2 separate regions of the Homo sapiens genome follow, and region 1 is linked to region 2. A link is a loop called in an ENCODE intact Hi-C map of the cell type or tissue named here. Cell type or tissue: endothelial cell of umbilical vein. All regions are shown on one strand.

What was found. Peaks named below come from ENCODE experiments on the same cell type or tissue, not always from the same donor. Only the 100,000 strongest peaks of a DNase experiment are listed, where the experiment ranks them.
Region 1: a loop joins it to region 2, with 6 times the contacts of the local background. A loop is called at or near these places in 8 of 110 quality-filtered maps.

What each region holds. Positions count from the first base shown.
Region 1 is chr5:126,805,653-126,813,652 of GRCh38, reverse strand. It overlaps LMNB1 (lamin B1), which reads right to left. Exons shown (of 11, transcript NM_005573.4): 3 at 7,957-8,000; 4 at 3,303-3,473; 5 at 1,755-1,880. Among named protein-coding and RNA genes, the nearest start is that of LMNB1, 33 kb to the right of the region's middle. In endothelial cell of umbilical vein, a CTCF peak has its summit at 4,791 (motif pointing right); DNase peaks (open chromatin) are centred at 1,982 and 4,852; H3K27ac peaks cover 2,992 bases.
Region 2 is chr5:126,350,738-126,358,737 of GRCh38, reverse strand. The region is part of intron 1 of LOC124901056 (a long non-coding RNA gene); the gene reads left to right. Among named protein-coding and RNA genes, the nearest start is that of GRAMD2B, 69 kb to the left of the region's middle. In endothelial cell of umbilical vein, a CTCF peak has its summit at 4,619 (motif pointing left); a DNase peak (open chromatin) is centred at 4,487; H3K27ac peaks cover 929 bases.

The DNA of each region.
Region 1 (8,000 bases), 450 kb before region 2:
CCTCACCAGGCAGATATCCAATCTGCCAGTGCCTTGATCTTGGACTTCCCAGCCTCCAAAACTGTGAGAAATAATTTCTGACATATCTGTTGTTTATAAGCTACCAAGTCAATAGTAGTTTGTTATAGCAGCCCAAAAGGACTAAGACAGATGGTGCAATGGAAAAAAAGATTATCTGTTAAATTTCTAAAAGTAAATCTTCTTTGAAGAAAATGAGTTATAAAAGGAAAAACTGGGAAGGAGTAGAGAAACCCATTTATCAGTCTGCAGCCTCTGGGCAACGGGCAAATCATTAAACTCACCTAGATCTGTGGTTACATGGAATGAACTCAGAGGTGCTTCCAGCTCTGCTATTAAATGAAAATCTTCAAAACACTATCAGCACAAAATAGGTTTAAAATAATTTAAAAATTTGTGCCGTAAGTAACAAAGCACATGATAGACAGTGTAAAAGCCCCTGTGTTAACTAAATTATTTTATATCACCCCATTTTATGGGACTCATTTTCTGCTTTATTTCTAAGTTCCTGCAACAGAGGTCATCAGTTTTATAATTAGAAAAATATTTTACTAAAAATGGTAAAAAGAAAAAGGAAGGAAGAAAAGCCCAATCAAGAGTAAAATAGGCTGGGCACGGTGGCTCACGCCTGTAATCCCAGCACTCTGGGAAGCCGAGGCGGGTGGATCATGAGGTCAGGAGATCGAGACCATCCTGGCTAACACGGTGAAACCCCGTCTCTACTAAAAATACAAAAATTAGCCGGGCGTGGTGGCACGCACTTGTAGTCCCAGCTACTTGGGAGGCTGAGGCAGGAGAATGGCGTGAACCCGGGAGGCGGAGCTCACAGTGAGCCGAGATCGTACCACTGCACTCCAGCCTGGGCGACAGAGTGAGACTCCATCTCAAAAAGAAAAAAAAAAAAAAAAAAAAAAAAGTAAAATAAAGTTTATTCTCATGTGGAAAATTCAAAACAAGATTTCCTCCCTTGAGGAAAATAGAAGCGGAAGTTATTTCCAAAATAATTAAGGTGACGAGTTAATTGCTGAATCATTCTGAATGCAGTATATGGAGTATATGTACTTTGTGTCCACACTGACATCACCCTAGGCTAAAACTGATCTGAAGTAGTGTCCATGCCTGCTTAAGCAGCACCTGAAGCACACCATCACACCCTGATAGGCAGCCAGTCAACACAGCCGGCAATAATGCCATTTGTCACTTAGGCGTACCAACGAATGAATGAGTCACTAAATTCTTATCGGAATATGCAAATTAAAGCTACTTTCCTGGATCCTAATTGTTATATACTTTAAGCACTAAAGAATTTGTCTAGAAACACAAAGCATTCACCACCCACAAAGAATTTTTGCATGTTTTTCTTCATTTTGGTTTTCAAATGATATAAAAAAGGAAGGTGTTGAGAATAACTCTGTAGAGATGAAGCTGTTAGACAGGTCGGAAGATCCGGGTCCTAGGGTAAGTACAGTGAATAAACTAGCAGGCTCCTTCCTCAAGGGCAAGTCCCTTAGCTCTGTGTAATCTACTAATTAGGAACAATAGTATCTGCTCACAGGATGTTTATGCAATGCAAAATGAACGAATCTAGAAAAGTACTGTGAAGACGAAAGCACAGGATGACACCATCCTCTGTAACAAACAGAGGGAGGAGTGACATCAGCCCAAGCAAAGCAGGTAGGTGCCCGTGGTGAAGGTAGCCTTCAAGTCTAACTTCTTACAGAAAGATGATTATTTACCTCTTTCTGTAGATTAGAAAGCTGGGATGAAAGGCTCTCAATTCTCATGCGGCTTTCCATCAGTTCTTCCCTGGCACTGTTGACAGTAGAAGTATTCATCTCTGATGACAGTCTGGCATTCTCAAGCTAAAAGAAGAAGCAAAGCATAGTCAGTCTTATCTAGAACTGAAACAAAAAAGGAAGCATGATTCACCTCAAGGCATTTCAAACCTAAGTCCTGCTGGTAACTGGTAGATGAAACACAGGAAAAGCATCATGAAGTTTGCTGATATGGTGTGAATGATGGTAATTCTGTGTGACTTTTAGAGTCACTTCCTAAATAATGAGCTTTAAGAATGCTAATATACCTAGGCCTTTACCCAAAGCTTATTACTTCAATATTTCATCTATTAAACCTTTAATGTCTAAGATAACACTGATAATAAGAAGACTGGGCAATAGCAACTTGACTGTGGTGGTGTCTGTAAGAAAAGAAACATCACATATCCCTAACCCACCAAATCCAATACAGAATGTAAACCAACAAGCAGAAAATACTAGTTTATAGATTCGTTCAAACCAGATAGAAACACTTCCTTTCAGAAGCAAAAAAAACTCCTTGAGTAAAATACAAATCCCATAACACTATTGTGTATGTGTGTCTCAGGGACATGCTCCTGTGTCTCCTCCCTGGCTCCCTGTGAGGCCACAGTCTGTGACGGATCCTTACTTTAGCTCCTTCACTGTATAGCTCAATGTGTGATATTAGATAAATGTTATACAACTGAAGTTACTGCTTATAATAAGATCTTTCACTTTCACTAACTGCTACTTCATACAATAGATAAAAAGCAACATGAACAGTTTAAAGCCATGCAATGAAAATTTTCAATAACTCTGTGACTCTAATATTCTAAGTCAACCACAAAAAAGTCTTTTTAATCAAATCATGTAACATTTAAAACACAAGGCAAAATCATTTACCAGGGAAAGCCTGTACTAGTTGGTGATTTTTATGAATTCTTGTAAGGTCAGCTAATATAAGTGGGAAGTTTCTACAATATTTTTTTAAGTGAATAATAGTGACAGAAGAAGAAATAGCAGAGACTTTCCATTTGGCCCTTATGCAAAAAAGCCGGAAGTGTGGTAGTCACAATCTATGCACAATGATGACATGAAAGTGAGATCTAATGCAGTCTGACATTCATTCATTACTAAATGGATGTTTATGTAGGACAGCATGATCAGTACTTGTTATTGGAAGAAAGTTATTTCACATGGTTTGGGTTCAACTACTATGGCATAGTACGAATGATCAATGGGACAAAAAGACAAAACCTAACCTCTAATAAAATTGCAACAACCCTACATTCTTCTAGTAATTTTTAATAACATTTAGTTTATAGAAAACTGCACTTTTTTGAAAAAATCAATTTTCTATATATTTCATGGAGACTAGGGGAATCATTTTTAAAAACTAGAACAAAATAAACATAAAGCCATGTTCATCATGGGAATTGTGAAGTAATGATTTTAAGTGTTCAAAAGAATCTTCTGAAGAGAGCTCACTTTGGCATGGTAAGTCTGCTCCAGCTCCTCCTTATACAGCCTCACTTGGGCATCATGTTGCTCTCTCATCTCATGAAGGGCTTGCGCCAGCTTGTACTCATACTCAATTTGACGCCCAGAATCCACCTCTACCAAGCGCGTTTCATGCTTCCTTCTGGTCTCGTTAATCTCCTGGGGAAAAAACAAAAAGCATAAAGCCAAGCTACTTACCATGGCTGCATTGGTACACATCTGAGTGACATCACAGCCATCTGAAGTTTTACACACGAACTTCCTCCTGTTTGTCCTCAGGCGGTCATGTGAATAAACACTTTTTTGCCTCTTAGTTTTCAGTTGAGGTTTTTGAAATGGAACTAATGACAGAAGTGGTAGCATCTCAAGCCTTAGGAACTTTCTATTCCTTTTCAGGAGCATAGCTATTTATTTTTCTGAAGCCAAGGAAAGGCCTGGATGGCCTACTAAAACTATCTGCAATCAAGGATTTATACACAGTATACTATACTAAACACTAAGCAAAAATTATTTTTCTGAATTGTTTCATTGATAATCTTAAGAACATCTCTGAAAAAACAGCACATGGAAAGTTAAACTTAACAGTTGTGATAAATTCATGTAAAGATTTATGTGAAATGAAACTATTTTCTTTTCTTTTCTTTTCTTTTCTGAGATAGAGTATCACTCTGTCGCCCAGGCTGTTGTGCAATGGTATGATCTCAGCTCACTACAACCTCCGCCTCCCGGGTTCAAGCAATTCTCCTGCATCAGCCTCCCTAGTAACTGGGATTACAGGCACATACCACCATGCCCAGCTAATTTTTGTATTTTTAGTAGAGATGAGATTTCCCCATGTTGGCCAGACTGGTCTCAAACTCCTGACCTCAGGTGATCCATCTGCCTCAGCCACTCAAGTTGCTGGGATTACAGGTGTGAACCACCTTGCCCAGCCATAAAACCATTTTCTTAGACATAATAATAGGCAGCACAAGCTAATTTACATGACTTCTTTAAAAGCCGGTATTAAGCTATCATTATCAAGTGACACAGGATCTTATTAACAATATTAGTTGACTAACTCAAATATTTATGAAAAATTTACCATTGAAGAATAGAAGTAGTTGTCATGATCCTTTCCTTTACTCTGTTTTAAGGAAGTGTCTAAATAAAATTAGAATGGAAGGCTGGGCGCGGTGGCTCACGCCTGTAATCCTAGCACTTTGGGAGGCCAAGGCAATCAGATCACCTGAGGTGAGGAGTTCAAGACCAGCCTGGCCAATATGGTAAAACCCTGTCTCTACTAAAATACAAAAATTAGTCAGCCATGATGGAGGGTGCCTGTAATCCCAGCTACTCAGGAGGCTGAGATGGGAGAATCACTTGAACCTGGGAGACGGTGGTTGCAGTGAGCCAAGATCGCACCACTGCATTCCAGCCTGGGCAGCTGAGCTGGACTCCGTCTCAAAAAAAAAAAAATAATAATTAGAATGGTAATATCTGAAGAAGCCACAAGAGGGAAGTATAACCCACCAAAGTTGCTGTTTGTGTATATTAGCGCATGTATTTTCCTTTGCATTTCTTCATCTTTCTCTTAACTACTACACAGGAGCATGCACTTGACAAAATCTGAAAAATCAGAAAAATCAGGAGGATTCTGCTATCACCTTCCCAGAGATCACATCTATTTCATGAAGCAAATAATACCTAAATCACAAAAATACTGAAGAGTGACTGCTAATGGTTTGTTCTTTGTCTACCTCCTCCTTCCTCTTTCGTCTTTCTCCTTCCTTTTTTCCCCCAACTGTTCATAATAAGGAAGTTAGATATTATTACTGAATATATATCATGAATGTAAAAAAAAAAAGTTAAGGCCAGCGTAGTGGCTCACACCTGTAATCCCAGCACTTTGGGAGGCTGAGGCGAGTGGCTCACCTGAGGCCAGGAGTTTTAGACCAGCCTGGCCAACATGGTATTACTTAGTAAAAAGTAAGGAAAAAAAAAAAAAGTTAGCCAGTTGTGAGGGTGTGAACCTGTAATCCCAGCTACTCGTGAGGCTGAGGCACAAGAATCATTTGAATCCAGGAGGCACAGGTTGCAGTGAGCCAAGACCGTACCACTGCACACCAGCCTGGGCAACAGAGTGAGACTCTGTCTCACACAAAAAAATTTTTTTTAAAGTAAAAAAGGCCAGGTGCGGTGGCTCACAACTATAATCCCAGCACTTTGGGAGGCCGAGGCAGATGGAGCACTTGAGTTCAGGAGTTCGAGACCAGCCTGGCCAATGTGGTGAAACCCTGTCTCTACTAAAAATACAAAACTTAGCCGGGCATGGTGGCACATGCCTGTAGACCCAGTTACTCCAGAGGCTGAAGCAGAAGAATCGCTTGAACCCAGGAGGTGGAGGTTGCAGTGAGCCAAGATCGTACTACTGCACTCCAGCCTGGGCGAGAGAGCAGGACTCTGTCTCCAAAAAGAGTTAAAAAAAACAAAAACAAAAACAAAACTGAAGAGGACTATCTTAACATCCATTCTCAAAAAGGCAAAGGCCAAAAATTCAAAGATGCTATGCACTCTAAAAATATTAAATTACTTTTTACTGATGCTATTTTTTATATAGAACCAGTGACCTTACAAAGAAAAAAAACCCTACTCCTGGTTGTCTACACACAACATCAGAAATAAGTAATGATAAATCACAATTTTTACAAAACAAAACAAAAATGTAAGTCAACCTCATATCAAAATATCTGCTTTAACAAAGCAACACTTAGTAACAATTATATGACAGCACTTGCTACAGTATCCAAAGAGTTTTCACACACAGTATTCCACTTTGATCCTTACCACTCATTGAAGAAAAAAATAGCAGTATTAGTATTTCATTTTAAATAAGAAACTGACACTAAGAGTTGTCCAAGGTCTGACTGCTTGTCTGGTGCACCTTGCACTAATATCTATTTTGTTTAAAGCCTGTAATTTTAAAAAATAATCAGATTTCTATTATTTTTCCTCCAACTAAAAAACTGGTTTGCTAACTGCTACAATGAATTCCTATTTGCACTGTTTTCAAAATTACACTACTTCTAAAAACATTAAGCCTAGCACATTAACAGCATGTTCTCCCCCATGAGTTGATTTCAACCCTCTACAATTTTCATGAAATATACATTCCCCTTTCCTCAATTTTATTACTTCCTTTGTTTGACAACGGTTTTGCCCCTGCCCCTTGACCACAGCAGTTAAGGCTTATAAGTGATATTTTAAGATTTCCACATGAGTGAGCCGGGCACGGTGGCTCACGCCTGTAATCCCAGCACTTTGGGAGGCTGAGGCGGGCCAATCACAAGGTCAGGAGATTGAGACCATCCTGGCTAACACGGTGGAACCTCGTCTCTATTAAAAATACAAAAAATTAGCAGGGCGTGGGTGCATGCGCCTGTAGTCCCAGCTACTAGGGGGGCTAAGGCAGGAGAATAGCTTGAACCCAGGAGGCAGAGGTTGCAGTGAGCCAAGATCATGCCACTGCATTCCAGCCTGGGCGACAGAGCGGGTCTCGTGTCTCAAAAAAAAAAAAATTTACACGCCTATAAATGCTGTGAGTAGCCGCATTTCCAGATGTGAGCCATAGGAGAAGGCCAAAGTGATGGTATGTAACCTCTGTGATTAGGTTATAGAAGACAATCTGGCTTCTGCCTTGGTAGCTGGTAGCATGTATTCATGTTCTCGTTGTGTTTCTTTCTCTCTCTCTCTCTCTTTCTCATCACTGACCCTTAGGGGGGCCATATCATGAGCAGCCCTATGAAGAAGACCATGAGGTGAGGAACTGACACGTCCTGCCCACAGCCCTGTGAAAGAGCTCAGATGCCATTCCTCCAGCCCAGGTTAAAAGCTGTACTGCAACCTCATGGGACCAAGAAACAGAACCACCCAGTTTAGCAGCTCTGAATTCTGACCTTCAGGAACTAAGAAATTAATACAAGTCTGTGGTTTTAGGTTGATGAACTTTGGAAGTAATTTGTTAGGCAGGAATAGATAACTAATGCTTAAACATGTTGACAGTAATTAGCTGCTGTGACCAAGCCTTTATAAGTTAAGATGAAGTGAGGCCGGATGTGGTGGCTCACACCTGTAATCCCAGCACTTTGGGAGGCCAAGGTGGGCGGATCACGAGGTCAGGAGATCGAGACCACCCTGGCCAATATGGTGAAATCCCGTCTCTACTAAGAATACAAAAATTAGCTGGGCGTGGTGGCGCACGCCTGTAGTTCCAGCTACTCGGGAGGCTGAGGCAGGAGAACTGCTTGAACCCAGGAGGCAGAGGTTGAAAGGAGCCGAGATCGTGCCACTGTACTCCAGCCTGGCGGCAGAGCAAGACTCCGTCTCAAAAAAACAAAAACAAAAAAACAAAAATAAGTAAGATGAAGTGAAATCATATCTGTTTACGGTAACAGCTTGAGTTCTCAAATGCGGTCTTTTAGCAGCAGTAGCTTGAATAATCTACCTGCAAAATTTCTCCCCATCCCCAAACCTTATTATTTCTTTATCTGATATATTTTTGTGGCAAAGAAATCATAAATAAAATATAATTACATGTTTAGCTATGACAAAGTCATTCTAGAACCCCTCCATTCCTTTACAAAGCAAAATTATATATAGTTACCTCTTCATACATGCTTTTGCGAAACTCCAAGTCCTCAGTAAGGC
Region 2 (8,000 bases):
TATGACTACACGACTGAATTAGAGGTATCCTCCACATGAGACCACATGGCACAGAGCTGAGTCATTCAGGCTGTCGTAGACCACCCGGCTCCCCAGTGACCTGCCAAGTCCCCACAGACACAGTAGTGAGCCCAGCCAAAATCTAACTGATGTAGATCAACAGAACTACCTGAACACCTGTAGACTCATAAAAAATAATAAATAATTGTTTCCAACTGAGGTTTTGAGATGGATTTCTACACAGCAATAGCTAACTGCTTCAGATCCTATATTCATATCACTAATGCAGTAAGATGATAATAGCTCCAGGGGCAATTATGTTTTAACTGTTGCCAACCACTTGAGCTAAATGAGGGTAATTTTGAGAGGGTCTTCAGGTTCAGTAGGTCAGCAGGATGAACTTAGGCAATACAGTGGATCTTCCTGGGATCAAAGTCTGATATGCTTTAGAGGTCTGCTATCATGAGAATAGGAAAGGTAGCTTTAGGGTAGGGTAGATGACATCTATTAAAGATCTAAAAATTGTATTGTTAGTCCTACAAACTGTTGCCACTACAATCCCACTTCATCTCCCACTTCCCCTTCCGTACTTCCACTTCCCTCCATGGTCACCAGGCAAAGTTGAGAGTAGTACTCACCACCCAACTCTTCTCAGGTCTATGGGAAGCCCTTCTTCTCACCATTCTAATGACTGCACTCCAGGTTTTTTCACTGAAGGGGCAATACACCTTTAATGTGAGACAAACCTGGCTTCCAATCTTGCCTTTTGCCTAACATGTTAAGGGCCCTTGGACATGCTGAGGGTTTACTGCCTGTGTTATCCAGTTTTCTTCTCTGCGAAATGGTGATGAGAAAAGGCACTTGGCAAAGCTCTGTTTTTTCTCTTTCCTGCTTAACTCTACAAAGATACTTTCTGCTGATTTAGAAACTGCATTATAGGTCAAAGGTTTAGCAAATATTAACTTCCATTTTACTGCCTTTCTTAATAACAGGCAGACAAATGAAAGTTCAGAGATTTTACCTCAGGTGAATGGATCCAAGGTCCCACGTATTATTGGAGATGAGGCCATAAATACGGTAACAGTTTGATTACTCAGTTTGTGCTTTTTTTTTTCCAAAAAAAAGGAAAAACTCTATCTCTTACTCCATATTATGAATATGTAACAAAGTCATTCTTATGTAGGCAACTCTTCATAAACCACAGGGGTTCTATTTCAGACAAATAGAGGCACTTGGCTGCTTTCTCTAGGCATCTTATCTACCTGAAAGCCCCATATAGATGCCTCGTAAACTCAGCTTTTAGGAAAAGAGCTGAAGTAGGCTACTCAGACGGAAAGGCTGTTGGAAAGTTGGGGTAGTGTTAGTAATAATAAGCGACATCATAGTGATGGAATATTCTAGAAAAAAGAGCTCCAAGTTTGGTGTCAGAACACTTTACTAGTGGTAGAACTTTACTCAAGTTACCTTATCTCCCTTGGCCTCAGTTTTCTCTTATGTAAAATAGGGGCTTGGAGTAAATCAATGCTTTCCTAAATTGTGGTCTGTGGACAATTTCTCTAGCTTGTGTGGAAGTTGGCAAATACAGCACACAATTTTTGTCCCTTAGAGGTCTCTATGAAGGTCTGCATTTAATAAATCTATTCAACTTTATTAACTCAGGCTCAACCAGATAGAAATGGAAAACTGTTAATATCCTATAGGAAGAATCTCCTTTTGGAAATGCAGAGGCAGATGATTCTTAAGACTTTCTCTGTGTAAAGACATCTGAGCCAATAGAGAGATTTTAGTTCTATTGCAATTTACTGCAGAGTCCACTCTTACCAAGGAAGGAAATAGGGGAAAAAAAGGTCATATTTTATCGATTTCCTACTCCGCCAGGCAATGTGTTAGATATTTTACATATTCCTCATTTGCTCCTTGCAATAACTGTATGCAGTATTATTATTCTCACCTTACCAATATCGATTTTAACTACATTACTTAAACAAAAATAACCACTGACCCAGCTACTTGGGAGGCTGAGGTGGAAGGATTGCTTGAGCCCAGGAGTTCAAGGCTGCAGTGAGCTATGATCACACCATTGCACTCTAGGCTGGGCACCAGAGTGAGCCCTTTCTCAAATAAATAAATAAACAAGGAAAATCACTGAAGGCTTATTGAGAGAGTAACAATACAACATCAATGTAGAGTCAGTGGGATCAGTCCTAGATACTCTTCTCTATTGACACATTCTCTCAGTAATATTATTCATCCTATGACTTTAAATGCTATTTATATGCTGATGATGTCCAAGTCTTATAATTCCCCTCTTACTTCTCCCTATTAAATAAACACCTCAAACTTACTGTGACCAAAGTAGAATTTTTATTTACAGCTCTCCTCCAGAATTTTTCTTGTCTCATTTTACTGTTCTGATATGGTTTGGCTGTGTCTCCACCCAAATCTTACATTGAATTGTAATAATCCCCACATATCAAGGGCAGGGCCAGGTGGAGATAATTGAATCTTGGTGGCTGTTTCACTCATGCCATTCTCGTGGCAGTGAATAAGTCTCGCGAGATCTGATGGTTTTATAAATGGGAGTTCCCGTGCACACACTGTCTTGCCTGTCGCCGGGTAAGACTTTACTTTGTTCCTCATTCACCTTCCACAATGATTGTGAGGCATCCCCAGCCGTGTGGAACTGTGAGTCAATTAAAACTCTTTCCTTTATAAATTACCCAGCCTCGGTTATGTGTTTATTAGCAGTGTAAGGACAGACCAGTAAAGGGCTTCCTCATCCACCTGGTTGATGTAAAAGCAATTTAGGTGTTGTTGATTTCTCTCATGCCCTTGTTCCCCACGTGCAGTTCATCAACAAATCTTATCAGCTGTGCCTTCAGAACACATCCAGAATTTCAGTGCTTCTCTCCACTGGTATTCCTATTACTAGTCCAAGCTGCCATCTGTTATCTAGACTATTGCAGCAGTATTCCAATTGCTCTCTTCCCACTTGTATCACCTCTACAATCAGGATCCAGGATGATTTTAAAATTTAAAAATAAGAAAAAAACCATGTTACTCTTCCCTTTAAAATCTCCTAATTTTCTATTTCACTAAATTGCAACCTCTGGCCCTGCTCAGGTCTTTGCCCATATCTCCAGCCTCATTTAGCTCATGCTTCCTTTCATTGGTTTTTTTCCTAATCTGCAATATACCACACTTGTTTCTACCCCTGGATCTTTGCACCTGCTCCGCCCACTGACTATATAGCTTCCTTTCTGGCTCTTCTTGTCATCATTCAATTTCAACTCAAATGTCACCTTCTCAGGGAGCCTCCCCTGACTACAATGTCAAAAATAATCCTGGCTTGTGCAGAAACTATTACACCTCTCTGCTTTATGAAGTAAAAGAGTTGTCACTCTATCATTATCTTGCTATTTTTTTCCTCTGTACATTTCTCACAGCTAGAATGCAAATTCATGAAAGCTTATATTTTTTTGCTTTGTTCAACCCTGTGTCCCTACACCAATGTGTATCACAGTGCCTGGTACATATTGTTGCTCAATAGATATTTGTAGGACTGCTATGGTTTGAATGTGTTCCCTCCAAAATTCAAAGGTTGCCAGTGTGATAACAGGTGAGGCCTTTAAGAGATGATTAGGCCATGAGGGCTTCTCCCTTGTTAGTGGGATTAAGGTCCTTATAAAAGAGGCTTCGTGAACTGTTTAGTTAGTTTGCCCCTGTTCCTCCTTCCGTGTGAGGGTGTGGCCAAAAAACCCACATCAGAAGCCAGTGCCCCGATCTTTCCCAGCCTCGAGAATGGTAAGAAAATACATTTTTTTTTTTTTTTTTTTTTCATGAATTACCCAGTCTCAGGTACTTTGTTATAGCAGCACAAAGAGACTAAGACAAGGATTAATAAAATGTTATTTGTCTTGCTCGGCTTTCTAGCCATTTCTATTCGATACACATTTAAAAATAAACATTCATGAGGATAAACACAATGCCTTGGAGCAGATTCCAAACACATAAACTCATCAGAAAAACTGAAATGAGATTATCATCTGCACAGGATTTTTTAATTGCAAAAATCCTGAGGATAAAGAAAGGATAAAACAGTTTAAGAAATTGTCAAATGCTTTTCCATTGAGGCAGTGGTAGCTTAAGAGTAATCTGATATTTAATAATATGACTTATTATTTAACTGATATAACATACCAAATAGTTGTGGTACATTCTTGAAGTCATTGTTTCCGGGAAAGGACAGGGATCAAAACCACAAACGGCTAAATATGGCTTTTAGGAACTGGTCAGACCATTCTTTCTTATCCAATCACTCATTGCCAATGAGGCCACCTCTTACAGTGGATTTTCCTCTTCTAAATATCTGCACTGAGAAAGTAAAAGGCTAAGGGAAGAGTACTCACACAACTTCCTCTCAATATCCCTTCAGAACGAGCCTGTCTGTTATAACCAAAATCCAAGGAGAAGCTGCTAGACTGATACTGAACAAAATATCTATTTTGGTGTGATGTAACCCTTTCCTACAAGTTGGGGAGAGGTCGAAGAGAAAGTGGATAAGAAGGAAAATGAACACACTGTATACTCAAAGGAAAATAGACATTGTACCACAAAGTTCCATCTTTGAATTCTTGGCACCATCTAGTGGATAATGAGTCCTAATTTAGAGACCAGTTATTTTCTTAAATGGTGGTTCTCAAACTTTCTTAGTATGCCTCACAATTGCACAGAACTTGTACAAATACCCCACACCTATACATTCTGATTTTATAGGTTTGGTGTGAGACTTGGGCATCAGAGTTTTTTTTAACAAGCTTCCCAGGTGATTCTGTTTTAATTGATTGTGAAATTCAACTATCTCTTTGGAAGTTAGCTTTTTGTTTGTATGATATTCCCTCTTTCTTTTCCCCTTGTAAAAATATTTATATGTATATTTTACATTGTAAAATCAAAGTGAACTGTGAGCAACACTATTCTGAAGTTTCTCTAAGAATTAAGTGACATATTCAAGTAAAAATAGGTGAGTGTGAACTTGGGGGTGTAGTGGGATAGCCCCAAACACATGTTGCAAATCAGTGCTCAAGTCAACCAATATCCAACTAAATATGACAAACGTCATTTGTAATCTGCCTATTTCAGGTATCATCTTCCAATTGCTCATTATCTGCTATCCACTGATTTTAACAACTTAAACTTTTTAACTTCTCATTTTGAACTCTTACAAGAGCTACTTCATCATTTCATCCAGATCGAACTATAATGCAATTAATCAAAATTAGAAAACTAACACTGACACAATACTACTTCATACACAGGCCTTATTCAAAATTTTCAGCTGTCTTTCTAGGCTGCAGTCCAACCCAGGGGCCATGTTGTATTTTATAAGCATGTTTCCTTAGTCTCTCCAATCAAACAGTTCCTTGGTCTTTTTTTTTTTCCCCCGTCAATAAATTTGAGGAGTACGGGACAGTTTTGTTTGTTTGTTTGTTTGTTTTAAGAATATTCCTCAGTTTGGGTTTTCTGATGCTTCTTTCTGATTAAATTCAGGTTTTGTATCTTTGGTAAGATCGCCACAATGATAATCTTTGTGTTGTTCTCAGTGCATCAGATCAAGAAGCACACGATGTCAATTTCTTATTGATTTAAGTTTTGATCACTTGGGGTTATAGAGGCTCCTTGGGTTGTTCTCTTACAAAATAATCCTATATCAGGTGGTTCTAGAGGAGATGTTTCTGATTGTCTTGTAAGTTTTTCCTGGGAAGACACAGTCCACGGATAAATTTAACTGAGATAACATTGTTTGAAAAGATGATTTATGGAGGTTCAGGGTTTGCATAAACAGCTTAGGAGGTCCAGGATATCTGTGCACTTCCTAGGAGACCTTTTACATCAGACTTTCTGTGGCTTCCTAAGGAAATGGATATTGATGTTATGACCTCAGACAGGGAGCAGCAGGTACAGCTGGCACATGGATTCACAAATGCTTGACTGGCCCTCTGATTTCAGCTGTGACTATACTGGACAATTCTCTGCAGGCTTCCACTTATTTTTAGCTGAGATTGTCTCACTTCAAGTGCTTCATCTAATATCTCAGGTATTAGATTAATTTATTAATCTAAAGAAAATATAAAGAAATTAGATTTTTGGTGCTGTAAGGAACTTTCTAGGCCATGGCACATGCCCAGAGGTCAGGGGAATAACCCTTGATCTGTGGGGTCTGGGGGTCAATGGTTAAATACTCCTCTACCTCTCGTAAGTCAGGCAAAGCCTCATTATGAAGGTTATGAATACTGGGCCCAGGGTTTTATCCCACGGACAGGGTTTTATCCACGGCTTGAGCGGAAGAGTGACGGCAGGGAGAATGTTAATTAGGATCCTAGCCACTTGAATAACGTGGACGTTAGATTGATGTGGGAAGTAAATAGGGGCAGGAACAGATAACCAGGAGTCAACTACAGTTGTCTTGATTGGAAATAAATTGTGACCAAACTAGGCAGAGCAGTGCTGTAGAAATTTGAAGGTGGAGACCTGATAGTAAAACCCCAACTATGCTAGTACATTTCCCTTACTGACTTGGTGTGTTTGGTAGCCAATGAAATGGGCTCGGTCTCAGTTATCTCTTGCTGTATAACAAACCTCTCCCAAATGTAGTGGCTTAAATTGGCAATTTGTTCACGAAGTTGAGCAGGGCTCAATTAGGCAGTTATGTTGCTGCTGTTTCCGGGGGTATATTCAAATAATTAACTGTTATCAGGAGGTTGTCCTATGGTCTGAATGTGTCCCCCAAAATTCATGTGTTAGAAACTTAACCCCCAGTGCAACAGTGCTGGGAGGTGGGGCTTTTGGGATGTGTTTGGCTGAGCCCTGATGAATTAATGCTGTTATAGGAAGAGCTTGTGGGAGTAGACTTGCTCTTTGTCCTTCTGCTAAGGGAGGACACAGCATTTCTCCTCTCTGGGGATGCACTATCCAAAGCACCATCTTGGAAGCAGTGAGCAGCCCTCATCAGATGCTGGCCCCTTGATCTTTGTCTTCCCAGCCTCCAGAACTGAGACACTTCTGTTCTTGATACTCAGTCTGGGTATTCTGTGATAGCAGCACAAATGGACTAAGACAGGTTTGTTGGGGCCTTCAGAGTGTGTTCCGCCTGGTCTCTCCCTGCAGTGGCCTCTCTCACTTTTCTTACACGAAGGCCTCAAGTCCAGAAGGCAAGAGCAAAATTGCAAGCTTCTTGAAGCTCAAGCTCAAAAGTCACATAACATCACTTCTGACTTATTCTATCAGTCCAAGCAGTCATGAGTCATCCAACTTAGATTCACATGGTGGGGAAATAATCTATCTCTTGATGGGAGGAGCTAATACAATTTATGACCACTTTAAATTTTTCAGTGTATCTTGGTAGCTGATGAAATGAACTTTTGGTGTCTTCTTATCTGGGTTTGGATTTATAGCTAGAATTCAAATAACCATGTGCTGACAAACCACTCCTTCCTCTTACTAATACCCTGGTAAATATTCCAACACCTCTACTCTTGTTCCTGTTAAATATTTAAAGCCAGGACACTTGAACTCTATCATAGACTTAATCTCACGTAAGTAGAAGAATGTAGGAAAAAGCTTAGATTCTTGGAATATTTTCCAGAGCCACTGAAACTAATATCTTTTAAAAAACTACTGAATGTACTTCAAATGAGTTTTATGAAACTAAAGTTTTTTGTGAATTTGGGCTTTTTTTTTTCAAGGAAGAGAAAAACAATAAAGGGTAATTATATTTTCAGAATATGGTCTCAATGTTTATGGGACCATTTTGATAATTGCTTTAATTAACATCTTCATAACAGAATAAAAACTTCTCTTCAGTGCTAGTATTATGAAATATTGGTAAAAATGTTAGTGCCTTAAATATCAGTTAGCTAGTAACAATAGTAACTTAGAAAGTTTCATAAAGTGGCAGCACTGAAGTATCAAACTTACAAAGTATCAAACTTACAATTTTG